Regions from separate parts of the Homo sapiens genome. Here region 2 is linked to region 1. A link is a loop called in an ENCODE intact Hi-C map of the cell type or tissue named here. Cell type or tissue: ascending aorta. All regions are shown on one strand. Each heading gives the region's core, and the rest is flanking DNA. Links, peaks and the distances in the headings are about the cores only.

Region 1 (6,894 bases), core at 2,046-4,545:
AAAAGTTTTAAATGACTGCATGCAGCAATCTGCTGAATGTCAATGATCTCTCTCCAGCTGATATGATAAAAACTCAAAGAAACCTATGATAATGAGGACACCTAACCTATTAATGACATGTTGAGACTGGAAACCCAGAATGATAGTAACTGAGAGTAGCGTTAATGCCCTAAGTTTTGGTCACACTCTCACTTAGGTGAAAGCTTACTGAAAGGACAGAATTGTTAAATAATATTTACAACAGGACGTTGTTTTAGACGGAGCTCCTCCACTAGGCCCGAAGAGATCAAACCAAAAGGGAGTCACTCATGCTCAGTGCCACATAATCAGTCTGAAACTGTAAGGAACTAGTTCAAAGACCAAACTAGTTTTTCCTGAAAACAGGAGATTTGCTGCAACAGGAAAGGGCTTAGTAAACCTAAGCTGGCATAAGTAGCCCCTTCTGCTTTAACACTTAAAAGTAACCTTAAGTAATCTGATGTTAACCAACAGACTTTTAAAAATACTCTGTTTCCTTGTTTCCACCTTACAAAAACCAACTATTCTGCCATGCCTAGGGCATGGCATTCTATTTTATGGAATGAGATGCTACCCAATTTCAGAATTGCTAATAAAAGCCAATTTGATATTTAAACTAAATTTGTCGAAATTTTTTCTTTTGACATCGGTGTGGTCAGGAAAGTCTGTTGCACACACAACTTGTTAATAACTTTTTTTTTGGAAATAGCAATTTTATATTTTGAGGCTATATTGCCTTGGCTGTATTACACTCAAAACATACAATATGGAGCCACATTTTATTATTCAAAATTGTTACAAAGATTTAAATTTAAATTTATGTGACATTCAAACTTCTCTATGAAATACACTCCCAATCTAACATTGTTCCAGTATGATGTGATCTACTTAATGTACTCTATTTAATATGTAAGTAAAATATCTGATTTCTAAGAAATCAATGTGATGAAAAGAGATAATTGATAGGTTACAACAGAGATTACATGCAAATGTGCACATACACACAGAACTTCAGCCTACAAGTAAGCACTGTCCCCTTTGTAGTAGACTTCTGGGAAGGTTGCAAATTCTAACAATGTCTGTCATTATTTTAAACTATTTTTAAACTGCCCTTTTAAAACTGCCTTCGTAGCCATCAGGACAATCCTTTAAATATCCTTAATAGTGGTAAAATCTTGAAGGTAGAACTGAGTTTTACAACCATGTAGAAATCATTCTGCCAAATTTAGCAAAGAAAATAGGTACTCAAGCTGAATTAGTTTTTTGATTAAAAAATAGAAACAAAAACAAGTGTTTATGAATGTTATCATGAAATGTTTTTATTTTGCTTGTAAATTGACTAGAAATTTCAAAAAATACAAAATAATTATGAATGGCAGCAGCACTACTGGAATAAGTTTTTAGCCTCCTGAGGTGACTACTTGGAATGACCACTCTCTAAAAATATAAACGACAGCACGTTTAAGGAGGGAAAATGTTTCAAGACTCTGCAATCACATTTCAAAGTTACAAAGCTGCTTTCTTCCGTGGAGTTCAAACTACTTTCGAGATATTACTTCATTAATTCCCCAAATATCCCTATGAAGGAAAGGACACATCACCATTCTTTTTTCAGATGGCCAAATGGAGGTGGTATAAGGGAGAGAGAACTGTGTTTATTCCATGAAAGCAACAATTAAGTCTAAGCACACTGTCCCCTTGTACTATGTAGTTAGCAAAATTTAAGCGAAATTTTTAATCTTTATGCTCCTTAATGAAAAAGACATTGTAAGAGTAAAAAGCATTATCATTCAGGTAGCTATGTCATATTACAGAAATATATTAAAATGATTAATTTATTGCATTCTTGCCTGGAAGAATTCCTGCTTCATGTATGAGGTGCTTATTAAAGAGGCTGGTGTCGGTCCTCAGACACACTCAAAAAAGTGCTAATTAAGTCTATTTTATCAAGAAAGAAATCTTGTTGATTTTTTCAATATTATTTTTTGAATTTTCGAAGAAAAAATCTTCACTTTGAAAAACCAAACACACAAAAAATGAAAGAGAGGAAGAAAAATGGGGTAATAAAATACCATTGACAAAACTAAGAGCAAACCCTAGGGAAACTGGTAAATTGTTGATGGTTCCAGAGAGATAAAGTACAACATAACACGTACACAATTACGAGATAATTTTTCATTACAATAATTAAAATGACTATTCTCCTAAATTTTTGATTCTTTATGAGAAAAAACTTACTCAAATATTCCGGGAAACCTAACAGCTCGCCTCCTCGATTCTACTTATTAAATAAATATTTAGAGTTTCTGCCATTGTCACCAAAGTATCTTTGGGCTGCCAGTGGCACTACATTTATACAAGAGACGAAAGTCTGACAGATAAAAGACAACGGAATTTTACTTCTTTCTACGACTCAAATGATACCACTCATTTGAAACTGAAGTGTTTATGATCTTTCAAGTATCACTTTTAGGGGTACTATAACAGGAGTCTGAAAGGAATTGACTCTATTTTTTAAGAAAGGTTTTAACAATTAATGAGTATATAAAAATACAATGAGCATCAGACCGTCCATCTTTGAGAGCTAAATTTTGTTTGAGACTAAGAGACCAACTGGACCAAGGACAACTCTAGTCAGACAAGTTCTAATCACAGATTCCACAAGGATTGACTGCTTAGTTTTGATATAATCACTTTGCCTCTTGGGTGCCTCAGCTGTCTGGTCTATAAAATGGGATAATAGTAACCCGACCGCATAATGCTCCTTTGAAGTTAACTAATGAATGCTCTCACAGATACACTTACAACTGTTAGATGCTACGAAAATAATGAGCACTATCTCGAAAAAAAACAAGGTGGAATATATGTGTTAGTGTTCATAACAGCACTAGTAATTTCCCACCAAAGGACCATCTCCCCACCTCCGCCCGATGGATTTCAGAGCTTATGACCTCTGCCTAGCAGAAAGTCGTACACTCCGGACCCAAGGCTGCAACAAAAGCGACTGCGACGCCGATACTGAAATGGGCTAGACAAAGGAAAGTGGAACCGTGCAGAGGGAATCGGCCGTGGAAGGGGCTGTGTGGTCCCCACAAGCTCCGAAATTAAACAAGACGCAGTTCCCCACCTCAGACCTGGAGAGGGTTCAGTACTGGACCCCTGGCACCCACCCCACCTTCCCCGGCCTCCTCCGCCACACCTACAGCGCCTCGCCTCCAGGACTCAGCTTTTTCGACCCTGTGTAATTCCAACCTCCAGGTGGGCGCGCCCCGAGGCCGCTCCGAGAGCCTCAGGTGCGAAAGTTAAGCCGCGGCCGCGTCACCTGAGGCCCGCCGGGCGAGAGGCGGCCAGGCCAGCGGCAACCCTAGCCCAGCCCCTTGGCACGTCCCCGCCTGGGCCAACGTGGGGGCCCGGGCCACCGCGGCTGGGTAGGGCCCGGCCGAGGCCAGGTCCCTCCGAGAGGCGCCGCCGCCGCGCCCCGCCCGACTCCGACCCGCCGGCCTTTACCTGTATCCACGTCCCGGAGCCTCCGGCTTCGCGCCCCGTCCCGGCGCTCCCGGCCGCCAGCAGCCAGGCTCTGAGGACTCGCTGCGGCTCCGGCGGCGGCGATGCCGGTTCGGCGAGACGGGAAGCGACAGGAGCCAAACCCCGCGGAAAGCGCTCGAGCTGTGCCTGCAGCCCCGACCCCGCGGCCTCGGACGTGGCGCCCCGGCGCTCGCCCGCCACAGCCAGCGGCCCTGCTCGCCCCACGTCTGCGGGTTCCCACCCGAGCCGCGCGTGGGCGGCGCCGGGCTTTGACCCCGCGCAGGCAGACAAGCGCCGCGGGCCAGACGGAACCGTGGGAAAGTTTTTCTCCCTTGTCATCCCCTTACCAGAGCCACAGAAATTATCCCTGTGGTCTCCCTTGTCCTCACTCGGCCTTTTCTGGAGTTAAGAGATCCAAGCCAACTACTGGGTCTGTTCCCTGCTAAAATCTTAGGCCGGCGTCCCATCCACCCATCCCCATGCCTAGGACTTTTAAGCTGGCAACGCTACCTGGGTTTAGTTTTCCCTTCGTATATCACTATCTTCGTTGCTTACCTTCTTGTGCCTAAAGTTCCACCGATGTGCAAGGAGATTAACCACTAAAGTGCACCTGACACTACTCTTGACAAATTGCAGTTGGGAGGTGAGTTGATGACTGGCGGTAAATCAAAAGTGCTTATTTAGGGAGTGAGGGGGCCGCGTGCAGTAAATGTTGACTTGCAGGTGCCTCATAGATGATCAAACGACTATAAATAAGATTCGGAATATAAAAAGCAAGTTTTATTAGTTGGCTTGAGGAGAGGGAAGGGAGCTAGGAGGGAACCTCAAAAAAAATATACAGCTTTGTTTCTCTGCTAGATACAGAAATTTTTATTTGCCTGAAGTGGCTTACTTGGAAACTTGTCCTAAGATTAGGGCTGTATGCAGTGACTTCCCATCTGGAAATACAAGGAAATAAAGAACAAAATGAAAGACATCACGAGAAAACTACAGACCAATATACCTTATGCATAGTAACATAAAAATCCTCAACAAAATACTAGCAAGCCAAACCCAGCAACATTTTAAAAAATTATACAACATGACCAAGTAGGATTTATCTCAGGAATGCAAGTTTGGTGTGACATACAAAATTAATGTAACACACTACTTTAAATAGACTAAATGTAAAAACCACATGATCATCTCAAAAGATGAAGGAAAAGCAATTGACAAAATCTAACACCCTTTCTTGATATAAACACTTCAACTAGGAATAAAAGGAAACTTCTTCAACCTAATAAAGAGCCTCTGAAAAATCCATAATTAACATCATACTTAATCTTGAAAGAATGAACATTTTCACCTAAAATCAGGAATAAGACAAGGATGTCAATTGTTGCTACTTCTATTCAACATTATAGTGGAGGCACTAGCCAGGGCAGTTAGGCAAGGAAAGGTGGAATATCTAACAGCTAGTAGAACAAAGAGAAGAAAGATAATTACCAAAGAAAACGAGGACAACAGTTCTCAGAGCTAAAGGACAGAAGCACATGAGCTCTCAGTTTAATGGATAAAAATTTTCTATAACCAAGTTGTGAAATTTCAAACCACATGAGTCAGAGAGATCTTAACTTTCATGGAGGAAAAAATAGGAGGTGATTTATGAAGATTTAGAAATCAGAATGGCATTGGATTCTCAACAGAAACATAAATAAAAGATAAATTCTGAGAAAAAAATGATTTCCAATTTTGAAATTGATGAAGTATGAGGTTTAAAAAGACATTTTCAAATATACAAAGGTTTAAATAGTATTTTCATGCATTCTTTCTCAGGAAGCAATTGGAGGATGTATTCTATAACAAAGTGGTTAGACAGAGAATCTGATAGAAAAGAGAAGTGAAGGTGACACCCGCAACAACTGTGGTAGGCAGAATGGCTCCCCCAAAATGTCCACATTCTAATCTCTGGATCCTGCAAAGATGTTACAGTATATAGAAAAGGGACTTTACTGATGTCATAAAAGTGACTGACCCAAATAGGGAGACTATTTCGGATTACCTACGTAGGCCCAGCCTAATCACATGAATCTTTAAAAGCAGAAAACTTTCTCCACCTAGAATCAGAAAGATGAGATGGCAAGAAATGTCAGAGAGCTTTGAAGCCTGAGAGAGACTTGACCTTCCTTTCCGGGAGGGAACCACCCTGGAAACACCCAAGAGGGAGAATGTGGGTAACTTCTAGAGGAAAAGATTGGCCTCCTGGCTGAATTTGCAGTGCTTCCTTTTTAAAGAAATAAACTTTTGGAGGTACAAGATTTATTACAAACAGGACTGAAAGAAGAAAGACAAGATGAAAGTCTTGATGCTTTCTAATTCAGTAATGTAATATAATCTCTTATTTCTGATGAAATCACAGGGATGAACTCAGAGAAATGATAAGGTTGACAAGTTTCACAAATAAAAACACAGGATGCCCAGTTAAAATTGAATTTTGGATAAACAGTGAATTAATTCTTAGTATAAAACACACTAAAAATATTTGGTTACTAAAAGTTAAAATTTAACTGGGTGTCCCATATTTATTGAGCAACCTTAAAAAGTGTAACTTCTGAGCAATGATTCTCAACCTTGGAAGCACATTGGAATAACCTGGAGTGCTTGTGAAAATACCAATGCCCTGTTCTTACTGTGGTACAATTCAATCAGAATTTCTTGATGTGGGATATCAGATGATTCTAAAGAAAAGTCAAGTATGAGAACCCATGACTCTAGAGAGGAATTAATTTGCACAGGTGTGATAAACTAAAAACAACCTCTCCAGTCATTTTACAACCAGAAGTGAAGAAACACTTTTTCCTTTAATAAACATCTTAACAAATATTCATCATCTCAAAGGTACAAACGAAGAGTATGATTTTCAATATTTCAGGAAGATCATTTACATTTTAGTAAAAAGACAGACAAAAACTCAGCTTTATGATTATAAGATACAAAATAAGTACAGATTTATTTTAACTACTAGGTAATTAGTATCTAAATATTAACTAACATTATCTCTCATCACACCGGATATAATGGCTAGCTGAATCTTTAGTCCTCCCAAAGCACCTGTGTCAATAATCTCATTACCTAACGGTTGAATTTTATAACCTCTAGCATAAATTATAATTTCCAACAAGACTGAAATAATAAAAAAATTTAATTTCTTCCTACAAACCCAACATTGTGTGATGCAATTCATGCCATTTGAGGCCCTAGCAGGACATTGGGTGAATTGGAAACAGCAGGAAGTTCAAAATTAGAGGTTTGAGTTAATGCACAGAGGTATGTGAGATTACCAAGAAAAGAGCAGAGAATTATTAGGAAAAC
Region 2 (6,894 bases), core at 1,744-4,243, 900 kb before region 1:
ATTATATATTAGGTATTAGCATTGGGGAAATTGTACAGGAGTTTATAAAGAAGACAGAGGAGTTGCCTGAAGCTGGGGAGTCTATGCCCTTGCCCAGAGAAGGGGCGAATTATTGAAAAAGAGTGTACTGTAGGAAAGAAGCAAGATTCTTTGGTGGTGTGAAACAAAGGAATCTCATCTAGACTGAGGAGTCAGGAGAGGCTCCACCAAGGCAATGATAATTAAGTTGCAGTGTGAAGCATGCACAGGTCTCAACTTGGCAGAAAAGGGGCTGGGGAGGATAGACAGGGTGGGTGGGTGGAGTGCTTTCCAATCAGAGGAAAGGCTGCAGCTGGGGGAAGTATGACGCCATTCGAGGAATGAAGAGACCATCAGCATGGCTGGAAGTACAGAGAGTGAGGGCCACACCGGGAAGGTTACGTAGCTCATGTTAAGAATTGAGGTCTATATTCTCAATTAACCATTAAAATGAGCCATTAAAGAGTGTTTAAGCAGGGCTGTGATTTGACCAGGTTTGCATTTTGAAAAGACAACTTGGGCTGCAGTGAAGAGGACCAATTAGCAGGGGCCAAAGAGATCAGATAGGAGGATAACGGCGAAGCTGGGTGTCAGCAGTGGAAATGAGAAGTAGACAGGTTTGAGTATTATTTATGTGGAGGAAAAAACCACAAGGTTTGATGATGGATTGAACATGAGGAATAGGGCAGAGGTAATCATCAAGGAGAATTGCAAGACTCCAATTTGTGCAACTGGATTGGTTGCACATTTACTAAGCAGGGGAATACTGAAAAAAGGAACTAAATTTTGGGAGAAAATAATGAGCAAAGCCTTGAAGCAAAAGCATGCTTGGTGTTTTCAAGGAAGAGCTAGGGGAGCATAGTAGCTGTTAAAGTCACAGAGGCATGATTGCAGAAGGAGGCAGAGTCTGTCTTGTAGGAGGACAAGCCCAAAATCAAGAGACCAGTTGGGTGACAATAATCCAGATTACCATTAATTACCATAATCCAGATAGAAGATGGTAGTGGTGGCTTAGATCAAGGTGGTGGCTGAGAAGGTGGTGAGAAGTGGCTAGGTCCTGGATAGATTCTGAATATAGAACCGGCAGCACTTTCTGATGAATTGGTTGTAGTGAGAATGAAAGAGAGGAATAGGATGACACCAAGCCTTTTGGTTTGAGCTACTGGAAAGATGGATTGCCATTTACTAAACTGTAGAAGACTTCTGGAAATTCTGTGGTTTTATTTTTTTATTTTAATTTTATTTATTTTTTTTTTTTGAGACAGAATCTCTCTGTGTTGCCCAGGCTGGAGTGCAGTGGTGTGATCTCAGCTCACAGCAACCTCTGCCTCCCAGGTTCAAGCTATTCTCATGCCTCAGCCTCCCAAGTGGCTGGGATTACAGGCATGTGCCACCACACCCGGCTAATTTTTGTATTTTTAGTAGAGACAGCATTTCTCCATGTTGGTCAGGCTGGTCTTGAACGCCTGACCTCAGGTGATCCACCGCGTTGGCCTCCCAAAGTGCTGGGATTACAGGCGTGAGCCACCTTACCCAGCCAGGGGTTTGATTTTGAATTATGTTTGAGGCCTTTTTTCGATAAGCAAGTGGAAAGATTGAGTAGGCTGTTGGATATATGGACTAAAGCTCAGAGGAGAGATCCAGAAAAAAATGTATAAATTTGGGTATCTTTGGGGATTAGACAGAAGGTACTCCAACCCATGAGAAAGGATGAGTTCACCAAGGGAGTAAGGATAATTAGAGAAGAGGAACAAATGTTTAGGAGCTAAGCATAAAGAATATAATTCTAATCAATAATGTTCAAGGTTATCATCACTAGTAATAAGACCTATCAACAGCATTTACCCCGATATGATGCATTGAGAAGGGCACACCTTCATGTCTGTGGTAATTTTGCTAAAAAATACCATATAATATCCATTTAACCACGATAAAATATCAGACAAGTCCAAATGTAGGCATGTTATACAAAATAACTGAACAGTACTCTTTAAAAGAGTCAAGGTCGGCTGGGCGTGGTGGCTCACGCTTGTAATCCCAGCATTTTGGGAGGCTGAGGCGGGTGGATCACTTGAGGTCAGGAGTTTGAGACCAGCCTGACCAACATAGTGAAACCCCATCTCTACTAAAAACACAAAAATTAGCCAGGCATGGTGGCACGTGCCTGTAATCCCAGCTACTCAGGAGGCTGAGGCAGGAGAATTGCTTGAACCCAGGAGGTGGAGGTTGCAGTGAGCAGAGATCATGCCACTGCTCTCCAGCCTGAGTGACAGAGTGAGACTCTGTCTCAAAAAAAAAAAAAAAAAAAAGAGTTAAGATCATGAAAAATAATTAATGACTGAGAAATGATTACAGATTGAAGGAAATTAAAAAGCTGTGACAATTAAATGCAACATGGGAACCCAGATTGGATACTATTAAAACAGAAAAAAGATATTAGTGGAAAAACTGTTGAAATTTGAATAAAGACTGTAGTGTAGTTAATAGTATTGTACCAGTGTTATTTTCCTGGTTTTGATCATTGTACTATGGTTACATAAGATGTTAACAAGGGAAGATAGTTTAAGGAAATGGAGGAATGTTCTGTTTCATTTTTCCAACTTGTCTGTAAGTCTTAAATTATTCCAACAGAAAAAGTTAAAGAAAATTAAGTTTATGGCTTTTCGGTCCGTACCCTAAGGATGTGGCTGCCCTCATGTCTGGTCTTTCTAGGTAAGCAGAGAGATGCTGGAGAAGGAGATAGGGCCACCCTATAGGGTCTAACTGTGCGAAAGGCTTTGAACTTTCCTTTGAGATCCAGTGAAGGGGTAGGCAGGGTAAGTGGGGGAAGAAGAGAAACCAGACATGTTTGTTTTCGGCAAAAAGAGACAAAAAAACAGAATAAATACTGTGTTAGGCCTGGATTCAGGCAAACACCCAGTTACTTTCAATTATTCATCCTGTTCTCCAAACAGAATTGACCATGAGTGACTTCATGACTCACAAGGGTGTTAGCATATTGTAACGTCTGGCTGGGAAGATTGCTCAAATCCCAAAGGATTTGACTCGAGGAGCCTTGCAGCATTCTGCTTTTTCCTGCCACGCCTACAGCTCAGGCACAGTTGTAGAGTGGATTTGAAGTTTATATGCCTGAAAGGTAGGTTGTATGTGCATTATATCTGACCTTCCCTGTTTGGAATGATTCCAGAACAAAGAATGCAGCTGGATTGAGATACCAACCGGCAGTGAGTGAGGATATGCCTGGAATAGACCTAATAGGAATGAGGAGAGAGACTCCCACAGCCAACTCTGTGGAGGGAGGACAGGGGAGCATTACAGGTTCCATCACACTGAAGTTCCAGAGGGTGTTGCAGACCAGTTGGAGATGGTGACTGGGGCGTGCTAATTATAAAATTATGTATTAAATATTAGCATTGGGGAAATTGCAAAAGAGGTTTCTAAAGAAGACAGAGGAGTCCCTGAAGCTAGGGAATCTATGCCCCTGACCAGAGAAGAGGTGAATTACTGAAAAAGATACACCCTTTAACCTCCCTACTGTCCCATGGGGAACAGGTCAATAATCAGGGAGAGGCTCTTAATCCCTGGAGGCCAGGGTATGATCACCTCCCTACCTCTAACCTACCTCATTGCCTGACCTGGCAGGAAACTGTGCACGTCCACCCTCTGTTCTCAGAAACTCTGAAATCTTGCAGTCCAATACCCTAAGGCTCTAATGCTACAAAATGCTACTATTAATGGTAGCTGTCAGTTTCTAAATGCTTACCTCATACTAGGCTCTTTATATAACTGTTTCTAATTCATTCAACAACTCTTCAAAGTAGTCATTATCATCCTTATGTTTTACAGAAGATTTTATTGGTGAGGAAATAAATGTTTAGCTTTTCTGAGATCACACAACTAGTGAGTGGCTAAGCCAAGATTTGAACCCAGATCTGATTTCCTATTGAGTCACAGAACTTTCCAATGAACATGTTGCCTCTCCTATCTCCAGTGAACCCCAGGGTCCAGGAGGAAGTACACCTTGGGGAAACATTAGCCACTCTGGGAATGCTGTGACTGTGGGCACAGAGCAGCCTTCCAGGAGTAACCCCAGCTACTCAGAAGGCTGCTCTGTGCGCACGGCCATTTCTTGAAACCTGTGTGAAATTTCAAGAAATTTCACTGGGGTTGGAAAATTAGCAGCCTGTGTCTCCTCAGGCCAGATTCGGTGGCCTGGTGCTGCTACAGGCAGTCAACGGTAACTGAGGTCTGTGGAGTGTGAGGGGGAAGGGCATGAAGTCACGAGGGGCACACCTGGGCTCCTGATGGTGGAAAATCACAAGGATGTTTTGTCAGCGTTTGCCTGCAGCTACATTTCTGGCTGAAATTTTGGATGGCTTTACCAAGCCTCAAAGGCAGAAAGAAAAAATCATGTTGAGAGAGACAGGCGCTTTGACGGGAAACAAGGTCTGGGTGCTAGCTGGCTCTTTGCCATGAACTTAACACATGAAGAGGAGCAGAGAAGCTTCCTTGTTACCATCAGACTGTCATCAAATTGCCCTGGGCATCCTACAGAGAGAAAGGTAGCCAGGCCTCCAACCTGAACAAACCCTTTGATGCAGCATTACAGAGGAGTGCAGGACCACAAAAGACTGTGTAACGACCTACCACATTGATAAAATAGATCCACTATGAACTATTTTCCTAATGAGGCAAGAGCATTTCATGTGTTGGAGACATTTTTAAAAGCCAGCATTTCCTAGAAAAAGTGAGTGAGAAAAAAAGAAAAGTCAACTTCACACCGTGTTGTGAAGAGGGAGTAAAGTCTGAACTCCAAAGCACCATTTATAAGATCAGCCCCTGCCTTTTCCTTGTTCTATCTCCCATTGTTCTCCTCTGCAACCTTTGTTCCATCCACACTGTTCTCCTGCTGTTGTGCTGTTGCATATCTGTCCTCTCTCCCAGCATAGCCCCTGCCTCATTCCTCTCCCTGCTCCCATCAGCTGAGTAGCTCCTACTTGTCTTTCACAACCGAGGTCAGTACCTCTCCCCTGGAAGGTCTTCCCTGCCGACCTGAGCTTAGGCAGGAGCCATCCCATGTGCACCCAGTGGATTCTTCTGTCAAACCCTTACCATTCTGCTTATTTAGCTCCTCAAAAGCAGGGACTGAATTTTATTATCATTCTCTAGCTCTTAATGTCCTAGGCTTCAGGGATACTTGGTGAACAAGAAAGTCAGGCCATCTGGCTGTGAACTAGACATCTCTACATGGATGTCTCACTGGCTCCTCATACTAAATTAACCTGTGCCTTTACCTGGCATCTTTATCATTCAACCTTATCAACCATCTTTGACTCTTTTCTCTCTCCCCCACCTCCTTTATTTAATCATCCACTAAATCCTGTGTATTTAAATAACAATCAGACTTAGAGCTTAATATGCTTTAGGCATTATGAAAAGTCCTATATAGGTATATGTTAACTCATTTCAGCCTCACAACAACCCAAAAGGTGGAGTCTCTCATAGTATACAGATGAGGAAATTGAAGCAAAAGAAGGTGAGTAATTTGCCTGAAGTCACACAGCTTAAAAGCGATGGAGCTAGGATTGGAACCCAGGCAGTCTGGATTCAAAGCCCTACCTCCTAAATATTTCTCAGTCCCACAGGCCGCCGTTACCTCATTCCTCCTGCAATCCATTCCCCATAATGTAACCAGAGCAATTTTTCCAAATAAACTCTCCTTAAAAACTTCCACTGCTCCCTAACATACTCTAAACAGAATTCCAATAACTTTAGACACTGATAAGCCCTTTTCCTGTCTGCTCTTGCCCACCTTCCAGCCTTGACTCTTGCGACCCTTCCTCTCAAAGCCTGAGCTGTTCTGCAGTTGGTTTCTGTGTGTGAAACATTGTAGACTCATTCTCCCTGCTAGCCTTCAGCCTCATCTTAGATGTGACTTACATCAGGAAGCCCTCTGTATGAGTCTGTTCTCACACTGCTATAAATAACTACCTGAGACTGGGTATTTATGAAGAAAGAGGTTTAATTGACTCACAATTCCACAGACTGTACAGGAAGCATGGCTGAAAGGCCTCAGGAAACACAAAATCATGGCAGAGCTCAAGTGCCTAGAGTGCAGCAAGGCTGTGCAGGGCAGCATGGCCACAGGCCTGGCCCATGAAACCTTTCAGTCCTCCTAGGCCTCCGGGCCGGTGATGGGAGGGGCTGCCACACAAAGATCTCTGAAATGCCTTGGAGGCCTCTTCTCCATTGTCTTGGCTATCAGCACTTGGCTCCTTTTCACTTATGCAAATTTCTGCAGCCTGCTTGAATTTCTCTCCTGAAAATGGGCTTTTCTTTTCTACCACATGGCCAGGCTGCAAATTTCCCAAAGTTTTATGCTCTGTTTTCCCTTTGAATATAAGTTCTAGGCTGACTGTGATGGTTCATGCCTGTTATCCCAGCACTTTGGGAGGCCGAGGCGAGTGTATCACTTGAGGTCAGGAGTTTGAGTTAGTCAGCCTGACCAACATGGTGAAACCCCATCTCTACTAAAAATACAAAAATTAGCCAGGTGTGATGGCAGGCACCTGTAATCCCAGCTACTCAGGAGGCTGAGACAGGAGAACCACTTGAACCTGGGAGGTGGAGGTTGCAATGAGCAGAGATTGTTCCACTGCACTGCAGTCTGGGCAAGAGTGAGACTCTTTCTCAAAAAAAAATATATATAAATATAAATATAAGCTCCAAATTTAGGTCATTTTTTTTGCTCACGTAATATGTTGTTAGTAGCAGCCAGGCTACATCTTGAATGCTTTACTGCTTAGAAATTTCTTCTACCAGATATCCTAAATCATCATGTTCAAGTTCAAAGTTCCACAGATCCCTAAGGCAGGA

The links. Hi-C counts contacts between places; a loop is a spot of excess contacts. Peaks named below come from ENCODE experiments on the same cell type or tissue, not always from the same donor. Only the 100,000 strongest peaks of a DNase experiment are listed, where the experiment ranks them.
Region 2: a loop joins it to region 1, with 2.5 times the contacts of the local background. A loop is called at or near these places in 1 of 110 quality-filtered maps.

The regions. Positions count from the first base shown.
Region 1 is chr5:64,162,585-64,169,478 of GRCh38, reverse strand. RNF180 (ring finger protein 180) reads right to left here and starts at 3,636. Exons shown (of 8, transcript NM_001113561.2): 1 at 3,526-3,636. In ascending aorta, for the core only: no CTCF peak of the experiment used is centred there; DNase peaks (open chromatin) are centred at 3,077, 3,438, 3,548 and 3,940; H3K4me3 peaks cover 2,500 bases; H3K27ac peaks cover 2,500 bases.
Region 2 is chr5:65,059,057-65,065,950 of GRCh38, reverse strand. The region is part of intron 1 of LOC107986419 (a long non-coding RNA gene); the gene reads right to left. Among named protein-coding and RNA genes, the nearest start is that of CWC27, 290 kb to the right of the region's middle. In ascending aorta, for the core only: no CTCF peak of the experiment used is centred there; a DNase peak (open chromatin) is centred at 3,070; H3K4me3 peaks cover 347 bases; H3K27ac peaks cover 2,412 bases.